Regions from separate parts of the Mus musculus genome. Here region 2 is linked to region 1. A link is a loop called in an ENCODE intact Hi-C map of the cell type or tissue named here. Cell type or tissue: left cerebral cortex. All regions are shown on one strand. Links, peaks and the distances in the headings refer to the core of each region. The heading gives the core; the rest is flanking DNA.

Region 1 (10,114 bases), core at 3,576-7,575:
TTTTTAGAAAAACAGCTCAGCTGCTGTGTTTCTACAAAGTGCTGAGAGAGCTGGCCAGTGAGAAGGCCAGAAGACAGACCATACGGACAGCAGAGGGCTCCACCATCCCAGCTACAGGATCAGTTCCGTGTCGTTCAGACACAAGGCAATCCACTTCCCTGCAACAGGGCCTCTAAGCTATCCCCAGTCTAGGTAGGATAGAACCCCAGGGTCTGGTATAAGGCACCCCTTTGTGGGATCTCCTTGGGCAGCCCACCTGCCAAGATGGTCAGTGATGGTAGTGAACCAATGGCTATTTGTCCCTGGGACCCGGCCTGGGAGGTGAAATACATCCCTTCATTGGCCAGTCTAGAGCACATTGCCTTATGTTCACTGGTGACAGGCTGGAACACAGCCTGTTGGCTACTCAGAGAAGCAGCTTTGGGGCTATACAACTGTGATACTGTCATGAGGCCTCTTCCTGCTATACACTGCTTTCTGAGGTAAAAACTGGTAGGTGCTCATGCATTCTCTGTAATCGCTATTGTCCCACTTTAATGCACTCCTCCAACCCCCATCCTATGGAGTGTTCCAGATGCAAGCATTAGACCCAGTGACAAAAATAAGACTAAAACAGGGTAGCTAATGACGTCAACCTGTTTCACCTTTATTACACGGGCCAGGTGAATTCAGCTGTGAGCAGGGCTGAGTGGCAGAGAGAGGGCCCTACAATAGGACAGGAAGCCCACAAGCCTCTGGAGGACAGCTGCTGGCGTCAAGATGCTCTTGTGGATGCATTCAGAAGAGGCTAAGTTGTGGGCCAGGTCACGGCTGGGCTTCCCACAGGCAATCCTAACTAGGTAGTGTAAAGGGCTCAGTGTCCCACTGCTGGTGGCACCAACAAACCCACACTCCCCATCTTTCTGGGCTGGGTGCTTTCTCCAGACAGTCTGTTTATGAATCCAAGGTAGAACCTAGCAGAAAAGGCTGCCTGTACTTCCCAAGCCAAAGGATCACCACACTTTGGGGAACAGGCCGAGCTCTGGGGGCAAGTGAACTGGGATTCCTGAGTGAGGCCTGGTACACAGCAGGTGGCAATGGCTGCTGAAGAAGGGAACTACAGTTTCAACCTCATTAGTTCATGCAGCTCAGTGCCTGCCCACAGGGAGCGCGGTACACCACCAATGGGTGAGTGTATATATATATATATATATATATATATATATATATATACATACATACATAAATACATATACAGTGAGAGTGTAAGGTTCTCTCCTGGGGGGGCCATGAGCCCTGTGAAGCTCCATCAGATACTGAGTACAGAAAGGTGAACTGCCATGGGGGCTGAGGCCTCTGTGCACTGGGCTGTTCGGCACTGTAAGCCTCAGAGCTATAGGACTCCCTGCTGGACAACCTGGGCAAAGTAGCCTCCTCCACAACCAGGACGCAGCTATCTGAACCCCCGCCTAGAGCATGTAAAGAACACCAGAATGTTTCTAAGTGTACTTTTCTCTTCTTTTTACAGTGCAGTTGTTTGAACCTAGGGCCTTTGGCATCCTAGGCAGACATCCTACCACTGCACTACATCCCTAGCCTGAGATGACACCTTTGAGCCTCATGGGCATCTCCCTAGCCCCGTTAATGGTAGTACACGAACACAAACCTGACAGGAACCCTGTCACTCAGCCAGGCCGTACTTGCTTGTTTATAAGGCAGCAGCAATATGAGGTCATAACCTCCTGGGCCCAAGTAAAAGGGGCTTTTAGAGAGGCTGGTGAGAGGGGTCTTACTCCTGAGCCCTAGTCTCTGCCAACTCCAGTCTACCTGAGCCCAGGCCAGATCGGAACCTCTTCAAAAGAACAGTACATGTAACCTAGGCTGAAGAGCAGCTACTAGAAGCTACCCAGCCTTGAGTGTACCTCCAAGGCCCAGATCTGGCTCTCTGCAGATTTGAAAGCAGGTCTGTCAAAGCTGGATGGTAGTTCCTAACCTGGGTATCTGGCTGATATGGAGGCTGCTGGTATAAACACATTAGACTTTTGAAAACCCAGCCAAGTAGCTAGTGCTGGAGACCCCCACCAGCCACGATTGCCCAAGGTTTTCTAGGTCATCTTTGGGGAGGCTGGGTACTTAGGTGGTCAGATGGTCCTTAGTGTGCATAGATGGAGCCTGCTACCTGAGCTCCAGTTCTGTTGCTCTATGCTTTCCCTCAGCTTTTGATATTTATGCAGATTTTTGACTGGGATGTAGTCGTGGCTCCAAGGAACTATATTCTTGGGCCTAGGTGGAAATCACTTTTGGATACGTCACTCAAGGCTTTGCCCATTGCCAAGCTGTTACATCCCTTCTCCACTTCATGTTTGCAAGGCTCAGAGTAGGAGACATAAAGACAAGGAGGACCGGGACAAAGGCTCTGGATGGAATTCCTGCAAAGACACAGTGCCCCTCCTTAAGACGCAGGTGCCTTAGCTCCAGACGGCCAGCAGTCATCTGAATCCACAGCTGGGCAGAGCAGCAGATACAAAATGTGGACATTCCTTTGAGCCTTTTCTCCTTCAACCTGGGCTATCCAGCCATAGTTCCTGGAGAAGGCTGGTGCAGGAAGAGCCCATGGGGCTAGAGGTTGACTCTAAGGCACTGCAGAGTTCCCAGATGGTTGCAAAGGCTAGGGCATGTTTCCAGGTAGATCAGACTGCCCTGGAGCTAAACAAAGTGCTTTGTGGTTTGTCCTGCCCATTGATCCAAACACTTGCTAACCTCATGAATAGAAGACCTATCCAGAATGGAGTACTTAAAGGGGGCTGGGGAGTGGGAGGGACTAAAAATCCAAGTAGAACAGAATTTGCTATACTCTCTGCTGCATCCAAAACCTCACCAGGCACCGGGCTCACCAGGGACTGGATGGAGCCTAGCCTGGGCTTTGATCCAGCACCATAAGGACCTGAGTTATCAGAGCAAGGGCAAGAGAGCCCCAGAGACCACCTCACCCTGTCAGTCAGCACTCATGGGTTCCCCAGGAAGAGCATCTTTCCAAACAGGTTTAATGTTTTTAAAACAAAACCAAGAACCAAATGCTTCCCCACTGAGATGAGACCAGGTAGCACCAGGGAAGCAGATGAAACAGCAGCAGCCTCAGGCAGTGCACTCGGAGGCAGGTAGGTGTGTGTGTGTGTGTGTGAGCCCCATAGGGGCCAGAGTGGAAGTACAGTCAACTGTTCTCCAGTAGGGGCTGTGCTTATGTGCCCACATGTGCCTACCCAGGGAAGAACATAGCCACTTCCCCAGACCCTGTGGATTGGGGCAGTACATCCTTTACTTATAGAACTCCTCCAAACTGGGCTGGGCTTGCATCCCCGGACCCATACAGTGGACTACCGGGGAGAAAAGGTGGAAGATGGCAGACTGTATGTGCCCCCTCTCTCCCAGTGAGGCAGGAAAAAGACCACTGGGCCAAGGTAGTCACACACCATCATCAGAAGTTACAGCTGAGGGCCCAATACCCCCAAGCCTCCGTGCCATGGTAATGAGAGAACGTAGCTGCACAAGCCTCAGCGGCCCCACTTCTCTGGGATCCTGGCTCTCTAGCCACCTCAGAGCTGTCTCTAGTCCCCAGACAGCTTCCCCAGCAGTAGGTACCAACACTCCTCCTTGTTCGGTGGCCTCCTCCTCCTCCTCTCCAGCCCCGATGCTAGAGGGCAGGCTAGCTGGGGATGGAGGAGCAGCGGGGGCCACCTCTTCTCTGCAGCCTTCCGGAAGGCCTCCATCATCATCCAGGTGTAGCCACTGGGCCACCTCTTCAGGTGCCAGGCGCTTGTAAGCCAGAGCTGCCAGATGTGTGAGGTCACTGAGCACCCTGCTGTGTTCGGCAGTCTCCTCTACCTGGTGAGCTGGCTGCTGCCCAGGCTCAAAGGCTGCTCGCAGACCCAGCAGCCAGCAGCGCTCTATGCTGCCTGCCTGGACCAAGTCCCAAGAGAGGCCAGCCAGGTACAGCATGTCCTTGAGAACGAAGCTTCTCATGAAGTCCAGAGGGGAGCCACTGGCACAAGACACAGCAAGCCGCAGGAGCTCGCGTTTGTACAAATGCTTGAAGGCTGCCACCACGCCGTGCTCCAACGGTGCAGGGATGTGTGCTCGGCTGGTGCCCTTGGATAAGAAGAGCACTCGAACTGCACCATCAGGTGTTTGAAGTTCCTCTGGGGACCCAAGGAGCTCAGGCTGGCACTGCCTGGGAGTCTCCTCGCTCTCCTCCAGGGGAGGCATGCTAGTGGCCCAACTCGGACAGGGTGGATGGGCCACCAGCAGCACAGCCTTCTGTTGCAGGCAGCTTCGGCGCAGGTAGCGCTTGACGCCAGGGACAAATTCCTCGAAGAACCAGCCCCGAAGAAGCGGGCGACTGAGCCAGGCATCCGGACTGTAGCGGTAGGAGGCCGGGAACTTGTCCTGGTTGTGGTGACGCAGGCTGGGTGGGTCCGGTAGCTGCCCGATGACTAGTGGTTTCAGCTTGTGGCTGCCCGTCAGGTTGGCGGCCAGCAGTACTGTCACTCGGTCACTGCGCCAGCGTCGGCTGCACCCACCAGGCTCTTTGGAGTCCCCAGTGCCCGGAGTTGAGGCCTGCTCCGGAAGTAACCTCCAATAGAGACCAGTAACGTTAGCATTGTAGATCTGCTCGTCGCCATAGCCGCCCTCGGAGTGGGGTAGAGTGGCTGGCGCGCCGTCAGGTACGAGAACTGCGCCTGGTGACTGCGCCGGCTCCTCTTTGACAGGCGCGGGGCCTGCGACCGGGGACTCAGCCTCACCATAGATGCGCTGGCTAGAGATGCCATGGCGCTTCTGCCAGCGCCAGAACCAGCCGTGGCTAGCCTTGAAGGTACACTCGGGGCCGTAGATCTGGCGAGCAAAGGCCTCAGCCTGCGCTTGGATAACTGGCCCGGATAGCGGCACACCGTGCTGGCGCAAGGTGAGGAACCACGAGTAGACGGCGCGGTCGATCTCCTCCTCGTTGGCCAGACGCATCTTCTTGCGCTGCGTGCCCACTTCTCCACCCAGCTGGTCCAAAAACCAGCGCAGCTTGGGCTCGTCCTTGAGCCAGCCGCGCAGAGTGCCGCCTGGCACGCCGAAGTCGCGGCACACGCTGGCCTGCCGCTCACCGCCCTTGACGCGCTCGATGGCTTGCAGCTTGTCTTTGATTGAGTAGGCCTTGCGGAAAGTCATCTTCACGGCCACCCGGGGCCGCGGCCCGGGCGCTGGGGGCGGCGGCGGGCGCGCCGTGGAACCCGGGCCGGGCGCCGGCGATCGCGGCGGCTCAGCAAGGCACCGTGGCTGGGGAAGACGAGCGCGATGCGGGACCGGGTGCAGGGCTGGGCCGGCCGGAGGGCTCGCGGGGTACATGGCGTCGGCGCCAGGGACCACCCGGGAAAGCGAGCCTGACACCCCGCGCGGGCCGCTCGGGGCGGGGCTCGGGGGCGGGGCTGCCCGGGTCCCTCCCTTTTGTCTCGCCAGCCTTGCCTGCCCCGGCCCGCAAGGCCCGCCCACTTCGCCTCGTGGCGCCTGCGCACAGTCTGGCCTTGGGCGCGTCACTAGCGCGTGCGCACATCAGCTTCATTACGTCCCGCCCTCGTCGGACGGATCCACTCTTCGAGCTGAGGAGGGGTTCGGCGTGTTGGGAGATCCGGTTCTCCGCTCCTAGCGACAACTCTTGAGGTGAAGCGCGGCTCTCAAGGTAGCTCTTCCTTTGCTTCTACCATGGTGGTTCCTGCATGCATCGTGATGCACGCTCTGAGGGCAAGACAGCGCGTGCCCAGGGTTGGACCCCCCGCCGTGCCTTTCGTGGTCTATGCCGCTGCGTTTTCCGGGAGCTGCGCGGGCGCCCTCCCTCTCCTTTGCAGTCCTGAGCTCGCAGTTCCAGGTTTTGGTTGCTGCGTCCTTGGCTGGCGTGTGAGTACCGGGGGCCCCGCCTCAAGGAGCGCACGTGCGGCGGAGGCCTGGAGTGCCCGGGCCCCGCGCCGTTAGGGTTGCCTCCCGTGGGACAGTGCGGGCTGCGGGCGGGCGTCTGGGCCTGTGTGGAGGCGGGCCGCTGGCCACATGGTTGCCAGATTCCGGAGCGCTGCTTCAGGCTGGCTGCGCGGTGGCTCCGCACATCCCAGCACGGCACGGCCTTGAGTGACACGGTTGCCTGCGGTCGGGCTGGCTCCGGAATTTTGGGGGCCCAGCTCTTGCTAACGCCCTAGGTCTTTGCGGTTAAGCACCAAGGGCGTACCTAACTCTAGGCATAGAGGGAGGTTGCTTCGGGTGCTGACTGGTGGAACTCGTACGGTCCACGAACACAGGGTAGAAAAAAGGGCGTGGTGGTGTCGATTTGCTCAAAAGTAACAGGACTAGCTCTACTTACTGATTTGAATAAGGTGATCTGGGCAGCTTTCTTTGGAAAGGGGCGTTGAAGGGTACGGTCGCCCCTTTTCTAATACATGAGCACTCTCTCCGGGCATCATGGTTTTCTAGAGTGAACGGCTACCCTGCAGCAAAAAGAACTTGGTGAAGCTATAATGTTGGGATGCTACTCCCAAGGATGCTTCTGAATTGGCCCTGTCACTCGGGGATGGATAACTGGGTCTTATCTCAGGCGGATTCTCATGGATGAAGCAAAGGATGGATGTGACAGGACTACCGAGTGCCCCCTAAGCCAATCCCGTGGGGCAACAGAGTCAAGAGGAAGAAGTCAAAGGGACAAGGAGTCCCCTTCCCAGGCTCTGTGATGGCCAGTACATCATGAACCTTCTCTCGGACTGTGGGAGGAGAACTCAGCAAACAGTTGGAGAGTTGGCAGAGGGAGCCATTTAGACTTGGTTGCCTGGGATTTGCTCTGCATGGCTTTCTGCCCTCTCAGGAGAAGGCTGCTGCAGGGTCGTCCTCCGGGCTTATCTTTTGGATAGGTGAGGCTCCGTGGCATAGTACAGATGAGGCAAAAGTGCTTGAGAGGGCTTGATAGCAAGAGTGACACTTGGGGGATGCAGGTAGGAGATGCTGGCATTAAACATTTCTTCTGAGCCAGGGGTCTAAGATGCTGTGTGCCTATTGAATGTTGGAGTCATTGAAACATGTGAAATCCGGGTGCTGGAACGTGCTTTGGTCTCCAGTTCCACACATCACTTGACTCAGCAGACTTGGGTGGTTCTACCAATCAGAGTTTTCATTCTCCTTCCTGTGTCTAAGATGACACACAACCAATGCCCCCAAGGTATGGTCCAGATATTATCAGGTGTAAAGGAAGAGCTGAGAAAGCAAGTCGTCTAGCAGAGTCCCAAGACCTGTGTGTCAGGTCAAGGTACCGTCTGCTGGAACAGAAATAGAGCCAACAAACAATAGCATTTGGGGGTAAGGAGATTGGGGCTGGGTGGGTTTAGACTGGAGTGACAGCATTAGCCTCTGGGTCTCAAAGTGGGCAGACAGCTCAGGCCAGTGTTTCTGAGTAGGACTGGGATATCCCAGAGGCAGAGAAGCAGGGTGGGAGCTTGGAGATGAGAATCTACTAACCCATGGGAAAAAAAGACCAAGACACCACTCCTGTGCCAACATAAGCTGCAGTGGGAGAGTCACACTGCGTGGCTGTTGTGACTGAAAAGCTCGTGAGTCCTCACATTCCAAGTGCTACCAGCTGCCCCCTTTGAATACCAGACACAGAAAAAGCCCCCATGGGCAGCATCTGTTCACAGACTCAGGCCAGGTGAGCCCAGAGGATGTGGCTATAAGCGTGAAGGGATACAAGTTGAACTTTTCTGACAGACCTGTTCCCTACCCACCTTGCACATTTCTAATCCTGTGGAGGACAGACAGTACTGGGAGCTCATCACTGTCAAGACTGAGGGGGTGACATGCTACCTCCGAATGTCCAGAGGACAGAAAGGTATGGGCTTAGGGCTCAGAAAGCCAGCTTTTCTGTGGACTTTTATTCCCAGCATGTGGAACCCTCAAGGTGTTTGCTACTGAGATGGGGCACAGCTGTGACATAGCCTTTCTCATCTTCCTCAGGGTCCAGTTCCCAAGCCAGAAGTACCCTTGGCAGAGGCTGCTGCCTGGCCCAGATTGGTAGGAGTTATGAGAGCCCGGAACACATGTGCGCTTCTTTACAGAGAAGTGGTAGCTCAGCCCTGAGAGGCTGCAGCTAGCTAGTACAAGCTTCTTGTGAGTGGAGGAAGCTAGGTCTGGGTGCTGGGCTACATAGCCATGCCTGGCTCTGTTGTTATCTCAGGACCTAAGACCCATCAGGCCTTGTCTGACACTTGAGCTGTCTGCATGCAGTGCCCCCAGAGCTCAGGCATGAACTTGATAGCTGACCAGGTCCTTAGGTCCTATATCCTATAGCCTATGACTGGGAGCAGGGCAGAGCCTGCTTGTCTGGAAGCTTGCTTTCTCTGGTACTTCAGTCTCTTCAGCATGTTCCTGCTATTGCCTAGATTAAAGCCTCAGGAAGAAGGCGGCCAACCCTGTGTAGGGATGTGGGGACAGACAAGCTTGCCCTGTGCGGGTTTGAGACACTCACTGCTACTTGTTTCCAGGCTGGTTTTTCCTGGACAGCTTGCGGGCGCGTGTGTGCGTGTGTGTGTGTGTGTGTGTGTGTGTCCTCCAGGGAAGCAATGGAGTTCAGGTATGCCAAAGTCTGGGTGCAAACTGGCTAAGTTCTCAGCCTGTTGTGCACCTGTGGGGAAGCAGGCTGGGGAAGGGAGACTTTGTCTCCCTTGGGAGCCTTTGCTGCTTGTACTTACTACAACCAATGTCTTAGGACGGCACCCCTATCTGCTTGGTCTCTATGTCCCCAACACAGAGGTGGTATCATTCAGTGTTGGTTCCTGGTGGCAGCAGAGACCCACAGCTTGGAGCTGTGTGGACCTGGAGCACATGGTCCCAAAGCCCTGTCAGTGAAGGAGAGAGGCTGGGTTTCTTTCACAGCTAAGGGAGCACCTGTAGGTGCTAGCTCACCTTGATGCAGGTGGGAGCTTAGAAGAGGGTGGGAGCAGGCAGCTTCCATGGTGGTTTCTGCTTGTCTCTTAGATAATAGGAACCTGAGAGCTACATATCAAGGGCTAATGGAAGAGTGCTGCCTCTCAAGTTTGAGGGCTTAGGCAGCCTCCTGGGATTTGGTGGTGATAGATACTACCATTTTATCTTGTGTTGCCATGCCATCTAGACAAGCAGTTTCTAAAAGGCTGCCCAAGCTGCTGTCTTGGCATGGGTGGCCTTTCCCACCGCTCTAACCTTGCTGCTTTTCCTTCATGCTGTCCTAGGAGGCCAAAGCAAAAGTAAGTACGCCCACATAGCACCCTGTATCTCCCTTCACCTGAGCCAAGGAGCCCCCCAGCCATCGCCTTGCCAGAGAGAGGCATACCTGTGCAGAGTTGAGCTCGCTGGAACAGGGCAGTGGAGTGGTTAGCTTGTTCTAGTGGCAAGTAGGTAGCTCTGTGGCCCTGGCACCAAGCAGGTCAGCATATAACCCTCTCTGCCCTATGGAGAAGCTGTGGCCTGAGGAAGTTCCTAGTTTCTGTGACCCTGTCCTGCCCTGTAGTGGGGTTGGGTGGGGAGCATTGGAAACAGCTTCAGGAGGGTTCCTAGTCATACGCTGGGGGGGAGGGGACAGGTTAGTGGGCATTGCTGAAGGGAGTGAGGATAAACCAAGACCTGCAATAAGTACTCCATGAGAACAGCAGCCTCAGGAACTGGGCCGGTCATGTCCTGCTGTGATGGCATATAGTGCCCCTTGGTGACAGCGGGTGATGTCACAATGAAATGCTCTGCCTCCTGGAATTCCCTCTCAGCCCCTGCCCCTGCCCCTGCCCCTGCTACTTGGCCTTGGTAAGTGAGGGGGTGGCCTAGAGACCTCTCTACATTGGGCCTCTGGCTCCTGGTCTCTGCTCCTCACAGTGAGAGAGCTTGGGTGGATTGCACTAAGAACTTTAGCTCTCACTTAGAGGTAGGCTTCCGGGTAAGACAAGAAGAGTTTTCTGAGGTCCTCCACATGGGTGAGGTTTAGATAGCCGACACTCTTCCAGTCACGTGCTTTGTCGGGTGTATTAGGGAAAGGCCCTAGACAGTGATGTATCGTCACCTCGTGGATGCCCAGCAGATGGCCTGGGTCTGTTAC
Region 2 (10,114 bases), core at 2,818-6,817, 68 kb after region 1:
TGGAGTATGTGCTGTTTATCTTCCAGGAGGGCAACTTTAACTTCTTTACAAGATGGGAGATGCAGGGGATTTATGGGAAGTAAGACTGGGCTAGGCCAATGAACACGTGCTTCATAAGGGAAAACAACAAGAACAACGCCTGCATGTAGCTGGTAGAGGTCTGAAGAGGTAGCTCAGAGCTTAAGAACGCTTGTTGCTCATGTAGAGGACCAGTGTTTGATTCTTAGCACCCGCACGGCAGTTCATAAGCACCTGTAACGAGAGGTCCAGGTGATCCAATGCCCTCTTCCAGCTTTCTTAGGCATTGCATGGATGTGGTGCAGACATACAAGCAGACAAAACAAACACATCAAAACAAATCTTCAAAAAAAAAAAAAAAAAAGAGACTCCCTCTCACACACGTTGGGATATTTCCTCTTTCTTCTCTGAGTTTGCCAGGGCCTATGTCTTGTTACGTGTTGAGAAATGGGCAGGGCCAACCCACGTTCACCACTCCTGGCATGTAAATCTCTCATGGGCTTGTTTCCTTAGCTACTCCCTGGGTACATCTGGCTGAAAATGACTGGAAAGAACCAGAAACATTCTAAAGTTCAGCTGAGAGTATGACAGCGAGGTCTGAAGGTAAACAGACAGGATTGGGAAAAAAAGGAAGCAGGAAGCAAAGATGGTTCTGATAGATTCAACCTCTCCATAGAGATGCCCCATATGAGAGTGGCTTTTCACCTTGCTTCCTGAAGCTTCTGTGTGGCCATCCTCTTGCCAAGACTCCCCAGCCTCCGTTTGTTGTTCTGATCTGGAAAGTTGGGCCTTTTTAGTCTTGCATGCAGACCTCCACCTGCCCTGCAGTCTTTCATTTGTTTGTCTGTTTTTCTTTCTTTTTTTTCTCGACACAGTGTTTTTCTGTGTAGTCCTGGATATCCTGGAACTCACTCTATAGACCAGGCTGGCCTCGAACTCAGAAATCCGCCTGCCTCTACCTCCCAAGTGCTGGAATTAAAGGCGTGTACCACCATGCCCTGCTGTTTGTTTGTTTTTCAAGACAGGGTTTCTCTGTTGTTGTCCTGGAACTCATTCTGTAGAGCAGGCAAGTCTGGAACTCATGAGATCCACCTGCCTCTGCCTCCCGAGTGCTAGGACCAAAGGCATGTGCCACCACTGTGCAGCTACCTGCAATTTCTATCATGATTGCTGAGGTCCTCAAAGTCCCTGTTATTGCGTGTACGTGCCATGGGAGCTTCAATAGGTGGGGCTCAGGCCATGGGTTATATCCTTGTCTGTGTGAGCAGGTTCTTCATTAGAAGCACAATTCATATGAATTCTTGACGCAGTGGACATTTTACTCACATATAGAAACATATTTATTTATTTGTGTGTTTGGTTGCATACCTATGCTATGGTATGTACCTGGAGGTCAGATGACATTTTTTTTTTCCCCCCTGATACAGGGTTTCTCTGCATAGCCCTGGCTGTCCTGGAACTCACTTTGTAGACCGGGCTGGCCTTGAACTCAGAAATCCGCCTGCCTCTGCCTCCCGAGTGCTGGGATTAAAGGCGTGCGCCACCACGTTCGGCCAGATGACTTCTTTAAGGACTCAGTTTTCTCCTTCCGCCGAGTAGATTCTAGGGGTCACACTGAGGTCATTAGGTTGGATGGGAAGCATCTGTACCACTGAGTTAATATATACATTTTTACATTATACATTTTATACATCCCTTTATACATAAACTTTGTTTTGCTGAAGATATGTTTTCGAGTAAGATGTTTACATTTAACTAGCACATTTCCACTCCCTGTACTTTTTTATTACTGCAGAACTGAGTTCCCATAGTCAACCTGAAGAAATTTCCTTTACTTTTACTTATTGTGAAGGTCCGTGGTAGATGTGTAAGAAATGAACTGTTATGGTTCATTTTCAGTATGAGGTGAGTTTATAGCTCATCACAGAGTCACAGCTAAGCAGGAAGCAATAGGTCTCCCTCTCCCCTGAGCTGCTGGCTGGTGCTGGCTTCTCTCAGAATTCTGAAGGTTGAAGAGTTGCAGAAGTCTGAGTCTTAGGGTTTCCACTGCTGTGAAAAGACACCATGACTAAGGCAACTCCTATAAAGGACAACATTTAATTGGGGCTGGCTTACACAGTATTATCATGGCAGAAAGTATGGCAGTGTCCAGGCAGGCATGGTACTAGAGGAGCTGAGAGTCCTATTGTCTTCACCCAAAGGAAGCCAGGGGCAGACTGTTTCCTGGCAACAAGGAGGAAGGTCTTAAAGCCCTCCCCCACAGTGACTCACTTCTTCTAACAAGGTCACACCTACACCAGCAAGGCCTCACCTCCTAGTAGTGCCACTCCCTGGGCCAAGCATATTCAAACTATCACATTCCACTCCCTGACCCCCATAGGCTAGGTCAAACACTTGAGTCTATGGGGGCCACACCTAGCCATAGTATAGTGCAAAATACATTTAGTCTTACTTCAAAAGTCCCATAGCCTAGTCTCAGCAATGTTAAAAGTCCAAAGTTCAAAGTCTCTTCTAAGATTCATCTAAACACTTAACTGTAATCTCTTATAAATCAAGATCAAAAAGCAGATCACATACTTCCAAAGTCACAGGATATACATTACCATTCCAAAACATCAGAGTGAGGAAATCCTGAACAAAAGCAAGACCAAATGCCAGCTGGAAACTCCAAACTCTGCATCTCCATGTCTGATTTCAATTCATTTATGCTTAATTGACAATTCTCTTTGGTGGGTTCCACTCCCTATTAGCAGATTTCCTTACCAGGTATCACATAACTCTGGCCTCTGGAATATTTTAGGGTCTCCAAAGCAACTTCAATGTTTATAGTTTCTTGTTTCAATGTCTGGGATCCACACGATTTTCGGGGTTCCTCCAAAGGGACCTGTCATTTCTCCAGCTCTGCCTTCTGTAGCACTCTAGGCTCTGGTTGACTCCATTCCACTGCTGCTGCTGTTCCTGGTGGTCATCCCATGGTGCGGTGCTGGCATCTCTAATACGCTGGGATTTCTCACTGCAATTAGGCGTCGTCAATAGCCTCTCATAGGCTCCCTTTAAGGTACCTGACCTTAACTTCTTTGCATGATCCCTCAGGCCTGGGCCATCAACTGCAACTCAAGCTGCACTTTCACCAATGGCCTTCCCTGGCATCTCACAGTGCCAAGCTAAGCTGCTCTCCATAACACTTTACGCCTTCAAAACTAGTACCACTTGGGTGATTCTTATACATTACCAAGTCTGGCTTCCAGCATGAGGTACATCCCCGGCTATTTCTAGAACACAGCTTCTTTCTGCTTTTAGAAAATACTTCCCAGAAGATTTCACCTCAGTGATGCTGGTCTCTTCATAATCACCACTAATTTCTTAGCTCCAGCTAAACAGCATCAATTGCCCCAGTAGTCCCTTCTATTCTTGACTCTAAAGCCAGAGCCACATGCCCGAAGCTGCTGAGTTCTGCTGCTTGCTGGAGCTGGGACATGGGCACCTTGTCTTATGACATTATCACCAACCTTTTGTTTTTCAACTCCTTCAGTGCCTAACTTGGCTGTCCTGGAACTTTCTCTGTAGATTATGCTGGCCTTGAACTCAGAGATCCTCCTGCCTTTGCCTCCAGAGCACCTGCCTGTCTCTAGAATGCTAGGATTAAATGTGTGTCCCATCACTGCCCGGCCTGCCCGGCTATCTACCCTCACTTCTTCTTTTTTTTTTTTTAAAGATTTATTTATTTATTATATGTAAGTAAGTACACTGTAGCTGTCTTCAGACACTACAGAAGAGGGAGTCAGATCTTGTTACAGATGGTTGTGAGCCACCATGTGGTTGCTGGGATTTGAACTCCGGACCTTCGGAAGAGCAGTCGGGTGCTCTTACCCACTGAGCCATCTCACCAGCCCCTACCCTCACTTCTTAATGCTTGTCTTACAGGTATTCACTATCAAACCCAGCTTCTAGAACTTCTTTTTCAGGCGTAACAGTAGACTATGCAGATGTAGCTCACTGGTAGAGGCTTGGCCGGACTTGAGGCCTTAGGGCTCCAAAGATACTGCACATTCCTACATAGTGGCACACTCTTAATTGCAGCACTTGGGTGGCAGAGGCAGGCAGATTTCTGAGAGTTCCAGGCCAGCCTGGTCTACATAGGGAATTCCAGGACAGACAGAGGTACATAGCGAGATTCTGTCTCTAACAAAACAAATCACTGGATAATATCCCATTTCCATGTAAACAGTCATTCGGGTTAGCTATTATAAATAATGACATACAAATATGTTAGAATCGGTGTTTTCTACGCGTTGGTTATACACCTAGACGTGGGACTGTCTGATCACGTGGTAACTACCGTGAGTTTTTTTTTTTTTTCAGTATTTTCTAGAGGTTGCAGCCTTTCCTACTAAATGCCCTCAAGAATTTTCTTAACACCTGTAATCATCCGAAAAAAAAAATTGCCTCCGATTCCTTTTCGCTGTTCTCGTGCTGCTGCGGCAGCAAAGGCGTTAAAATGGCATCCCTTTGATTCCAGGTCCGGAGGCAGAGGAAAGAGAACTTCCGTAAGTTCGAGGCCAGCCTAGTCTACATAGCGAGTTCCCCAGTTATGTTTCTCTCCAGCCAGAAATACATCCTGTCTCAAACAAATAAATTGATAAAAGGAATTCCTGGGTCTAGGGGAAACTGTTAGCAACCTATCTCCTCCAAGTCTTCCGAGGAACCCCCAGCGGTGGAAATGATGCGCAGGAATTGGTGCAGAAGCCAGATTGCGGGCCACTTCCGGGCGCTTCAAGATGACGGATTTTTCTCGTTCTGCGCATGCGTCCTTCCAGGGTTGCCGGGGCGACGGTGCCTTCCAACCCCGTGTCCACGCATAGTGAAGTTCGGCGTTCTCTCCTCCCCGCCTGCGGGGACCAGTCGCGCGGCGATGACGTCGAGGGGGTCTGGCTAGGCGTCGCGGACTCCGGAGATGGAGGAAAAGGAGCAGCTGCGGCGGCAGATACGCCTCCTGCAGGGTGAGCTGGCTGCGGTCGGGCCGTGTGTTCCCTTGTTTCTTGTGATCGCCGTAGACCCTCTCCGAAGCGAGTGCTGTCGGTTGCGGTCTCCCGATGGTCGTCATGGGTGGGCATCGGAGCGGCCGAGTCGGGTTCGGCCCTCGCGTGACAGACCCGCCAGGCTTCGGGGCGAGGGAGCGGGCCGGGCCTCCAAGGGGCTGTCAGGAGATGATAGCACGGTGGTCTTACCAGCGAGTGGTCGCGGCAGCCGACTTCCAGGTTCGGCTGGCTCGGAAGCGTTTCTCTTCCGCTGCCGTTGAGTGCCTTTGGCTCGATTCAGGCACAGCCCCCACGTACTCAGGGCTGACTACCCAGGCACCAGCTTCAGCTTCAAATGTTTAGACTCAAGTTGGTCTTTATAAGCGTTCATATCGTTTTCAAAGTTTCCCCCACAAAAGCATGTCCTAAGGAGAGTCCAAGTGGCCTTCCTATTTGAGACTACTTCGTGCGTTTCCCTAACACCCGACCGGAGGTGTCTGGCAGGATTCGAGGGTCGAGGCAGGCCCTGTGTGTGTGTGTGTTTGGTTATTGGGGATCCAGCGAGCCTGCTGGCGTTCCTTCACTCTTCTTCCAGGGCTCCATGAGTCACTTCATTGGAAAATCCTTGTGGTGGTGGTATCAGGTGTTTTTCTGTAGGAGATGATGTTAGTTAGCTGTTGGGTCATCATTGTGTTTTTGTTTTTTTGTTTTTTATTTCTGTCTGTCACGTACTGGGTTAGAGAAGCGTCAGTTCTGAGAAGACAGTTATGCACTATGGTGCAGTCCTGCAATTTTCCCCGTGAGTGGGTAAACTACAGGGCCTCAGTGGAAGACTTGTCCAGTTCTTACCCAGGCACCACAGGTTTCTGGTCCCTGACTGTTTTTTTTTGTTTTTTTGTTTTTTTTTTTGGTTTTTTTTGTTTTTTGTTTTTTGTTTTTTTTGTTTTTTTTTTTTTGGTATAGGGAGTGACACTTGCTCTCAGAACATTGTAGATCTCATAGGCCAGGGGGTAGAAGCAGTCATACCACAAAAGCTGCCATCTTCAGGATAAGCAAGCCAAATACTAATAGTGATGGAGAAGTGCTCACAGAATTGACAAGCCTAGAGATTTGGACTGAACTTTACATGGTTTCCAGTCACTTAGGACTGCTCTCAAGTCAGCAAGGCGAGCAGGTCTGGAGTATTAGGGTAGGGGTAGTAGTCTTGATTGGTGCTGTTTTTATTCACATCTCCTAGGTAACTGAGCGTGTGATTCTGCCTTCTCAGGTCTAATTGATGACTATAAAACACTCCACGGCAATGGCCCTGCCCTGGGCAACTCATCAGCTACTCGGTGGCAGCCACCCATGTTCCCGGGTGGCAGGACCTTTGGCGCCCGCTACTCCCGTCCAAGTCGGAGGGGCTTCTCCTCACACCATGGCCCTTCGTGGCGCAAGAAATACTCCCTTGTGAATCAGCCTGTGGAATCTTCTGACCCAGCCAGCGATCCTGCTTTTCAGACATCCCTCAGGTCTGAGGATAGCCAGCATCCTGAACCCCAGCAGTATGTACTGGAGAGACAGGTCCAGCTCAGTCCAGATCAGAATATGGTTATTAAGATCAAGCCACCATCAAAGTCAGGTGCCATCAATGCTTCAGGGGTCCAGCGGGGGTCCTTGGAAGGCTGTGATGACCCCTCTTGGAGTGGCCAAAGACCCCAAGGAAGTGAGGTTGAGGTCCCTGGTGGACAACTGCAGCCTGCAAGGCCAGGAAGAACCAAGGTGGGTTACAGTGTGGACGACCCCCTCTTGGTCTGCCAGAAGGAGCCTGGCAAGCCTCGGGTAGTGAAGTCTGTGGGCAGGGTGAGTGACAGCTCTCCCGAGCATCGGCGGACAGTCAGTGAAAATGAAGTGGCCCTCAGGGTACACTTCCCATCTGTCCTGCCCCATCACACTGCTGTGGCTCTGGGCAGGAAGGTAGGCCCTCATTCTACCAGCTATTCTGAACAGTTCATTGGAGACCAAAGAGCAAACACTGGCCACTCAGACCAGCCAGCTTCCTTGGGGCCAGTGGTGGCTTCAGTCAGACCAGCAACAGCCAGGCAGGTCAGGGAGGCCTCACTGCTCGTGTCCTGTCGAACCAGCAAGTTTCGGAAAAACAACTACAAATGGGTAGCTGCCTCAGAAAAGAGCCCACGGGTCGCTCGGAGAGCCCTCAGTCCCAGAACAACTCTGGAGAGCGGGAACAAGGCCACTTTGGGTACAGTTGGAAAGACAGAGAAGCCACAGCCTAAAGTTGACCCAGAGGTGAGGCCGGAGAAACTGGCCACACCATCCAAGCCTGGCCTCTCTCCCAGCAAGTACAAGTGGAAGGCTTCCAGCCCGTCTGCTTCCTCCTCTTCCTCTTTCCGTTGGCAGTCTGAGGCTGGCAGCAAGGACCATACTTCTCAGCTCTCCCCAGTCCCATCTAGGCCCACATCAGGGGACAGACCAGCAGGGGGACCCAGCAGCTTGAAGCCCCTCTTTGGAGAGTCACAGCTCTCAGCTTACAAAGTGAAGAGCCGGACCAAGATTATCCGGAGGCGGGGCAATACCAGGTGTGCTGTCTTACAGTGTCCGGTCTAGGTGGGTGGGGCAGGGCTCATGAAGCGCTTTTGGTTCCTACATTAGAGAATTTGGACTTTAGCTTTCACTCCCTTCCTGGTTTCCAGGTTGGGGAAAAAGAAGGCCCCCGTTGGGTTTATTCAGCACCACTCATGTGTGACCTAAGCCGAGAGCTTTGAGTGTGATTTTGGGTTATGCTTCATGGAGTGAGGCTAGAAGTACTGTTGTCATATAGAGATGTGTCAGGTAAAGGCCGAATGATTCAGGCGCTTACCTGGGGCCCCAGTAAGGTTGAGGAGGCAAGAGCTCTGGCACTGGTAATGCCGACAGACCCATCTTTTCTTCTCTTGATGAGAAACTAGGTTTGGGTAGTTTCCCTTCTAGGTGGGCAGGGTTCAACAACATATGGTGCCTTGCCAGGTTAGGTGCTTGGGAGCAGCACGTGGGTCTGTCCAGTGTGTAGCATTAGGTGAATGCCGAGTGGCTGTCCTGGCCGGAGCAGTGGGTTATATGTCTGAGCTGTGGGTGGTGGACTAGGGTGCTGGGCTCCGCCAGGTATGCCTGGACTTCCCCTGCTCTGTTTTTACTTGAGGGCTCTAGGTTCTAGGAAGTCAGGCTTTGTGGGGCACTCTGGCCCTGTCCAGATAGAAGGATGTACCATTTGTGCCACATGGGGTGACTGAAAGGGACGGCAGCATGGCAGTCCCAGGCTTTTCCTGCCTTGTGCTCTGTTGCCATCTTCCAAGTGAGCTGAGGTGTTAGGTGTCCAGTGCTCCAGAGGGAACAGATTGCATTTACATCCCAGCTGGCTCTTTGCTGGTGGCCAAGTGACCAGGCCAAGCTGCTGGCTTATGAGCACATATCACTGAGGTCCTGACCCTTGCGTCCTTTCAGGATACTCTGAGATGGCATCCTAGCCTAGGGTATATGGTCACGGGGTCAGAAACTTCACATCAGCCACTGATGGCAAAGGTATTGTTTGCTTACCAGGCAGGGGGCCTGCCTATGCCATAAGACAGTGTTCTTCCAAAAGACATTTACTGTCCTTGTCATAAACCCCCCTAAGGAGGTTCTTCCTGCTGTCTTAATTTGGTCTTTGGCTCTCTGTATGCTCACTTCTTCTGGCTCTGTGCTGTCTCTAGTTATCTGAGCCTGGGTGCCATGCTCACCATGCCTAGAGAATAGATTTCTTCTTGTCATACCGGTGCCTTCCTCTATTGTGCGGCTTTCAGAGGTGGAGTATTGTAGCATCCTTGAAGATGTGCTTGGGAGATGGCATGCAAGCCTGATGGCAGCTCGTTTTCAGGAATGCGGTCCTTCTCCATCACCTTTTCCTGTAGTCTCGTACTAAAATCTGTACTAAAATTCCATCTGGCTTGGAGAAGGGCTGGGGCAGGGGCAGTGGGCAGTGAGCAGGGTGCAGGGTGCATGGGGCAGGGCAGGGACAGGGACAGGGTCTGAATCCACTCTGCTCTGCTCTACTTGGAGGACATTGCAACCTGTGCTGTCTCCAGTTGATGAAGGTGCTTGGGCCTTTGTCAGTGAGCCTGTTGGTAGTTTTTTTTTTTGTGTTTTATCTTCATAGCATTCCTGGGGACAAGAAGAACAGCCCTACAACTGCCACCACCAGCAAAAACCATCTTACCCAGCGACGGAGACAGGCCCTCCGGGGGAAGAATAGCCCGGTTCTAAGGAAGACTCCCCACAAGGGTCTGATGCAGGTCAACAGGCACCGGCTCTGCTGCCTGCCGTCCAGCCGGACCCACCTCTCCACCAAGGAAGGTATGACAAGGAGGAAAGCTTAGGCACTGGCTGAGGCTGGGCTGCACTCTGCTGGGATGATAGGAACCATGTTAAGGGGGGAGGGGTATAGAACCCAAGTGAAAGGCTAGAGAGAAGGGTGGCTTGGACATGGCTGGGTTCCCCTTGGCCAGTTGAGAAGGATGGGTTAAGAGGCTTACAGCTTTGGGTGGAGAAGATGGAAAGTCTGCTAGTGTTGCCTGGCAGAGTGTGAGGAAGGGCTGTGGGCTCCTTACTGGAATTCTCTAGAATAGCATCACTTGCTTATGTCTGTGGGGTAGAGTCTATGGACTGGGACAACTGGGAACAGCAAAGATTGTCTCCTGCTGGTAGTGGCTGTTACAATGTTCCCAAGCCCCACAGGTGGCCAGGGAAGAGTGAAGGGTGAGGGGTCCTGAGTTCAGTGTGTCTACCTGTGGTGCCTTGGATGTGTTAGGGGGCTATTGAAACTGTTGGTGGCACCTCCACTACAGGTGGAAGGATGGATAGCTTCTAGTAATAGACAGATGTGATGACTGCATTGTGCCCTGGTATTTCTGTTGCAGGAAGGGCTCTGGGGAGTCTCTCTATCCACAATTCACCTGCTGACCCGCCAAGCATGTGATGGGCACCTTGGGGCCAAGAATCATTCTAGTTCCTGGGGACACTGAGCCACATTCTAGTGGAGACGAGTGGCTGCCTGAGCCCTTGTCAAC

Evidence for each region. Hi-C counts contacts between places; a loop is a spot of excess contacts. Peaks named below come from ENCODE experiments on the same cell type or tissue, not always from the same donor. Only the 100,000 strongest peaks of a DNase experiment are listed, where the experiment ranks them.
Region 2: it touches region 1 in a loop (5-fold over the local background); 1 of 42 quality-filtered maps calls a loop at or near these places.

Annotation. Positions count from the first base shown.
Region 1 is chr15:75,905,047-75,915,160 of GRCm38, reverse strand. Eef1d (eukaryotic translation elongation factor 1 delta (guanine nucleotide exchange protein)) reads left to right here and starts at 5,817. Exons shown (of 10, transcript NM_029663.2): 1 at 5,817-5,916; 2 at 9,261-9,275. Tigd5 (tigger transposable element derived 5) reads right to left here and starts at 5,426. Exons shown (of 1, transcript NM_178646.4): 1 at 626-5,426. The coding sequence starts at 5,370. The coding sequence ends at 3,442. In left cerebral cortex, for the core only: no CTCF peak of the experiment used is centred there; DNase peaks (open chromatin) are centred at 4,527, 4,868, 5,536 and 5,852; H3K4me3 peaks cover 3,329 bases; H3K27ac peaks cover 2,331 bases.
Region 2 is chr15:75,836,754-75,846,867 of GRCm38, reverse strand. It overlaps Zc3h3 (zinc finger CCCH type containing 3), which reads left to right and starts at 4,960. Exons shown (of 12, transcript NM_172121.1): 1 at 4,960-5,018; 2 at 6,304-7,612; 3 at 9,205-9,401. The coding sequence starts at 4,973. It overlaps Gm34851 (a long non-coding RNA gene), which reads right to left and starts at 3,363. Exons shown (of 2, transcript XR_384203.2): 1 at 2,782-3,363; 2 at 1,698-2,067. It overlaps Gm46523 (a long non-coding RNA gene), which reads right to left and starts at 900. Exons shown (of 2, transcript XR_001781723.1): 1 at 724-900; 2 at 1-252. In left cerebral cortex, for the core only: a CTCF peak has its summit at 4,747; DNase peaks (open chromatin) are centred at 4,862 and 5,316; H3K4me3 peaks cover 1,789 bases; H3K27ac peaks cover 1,050 bases.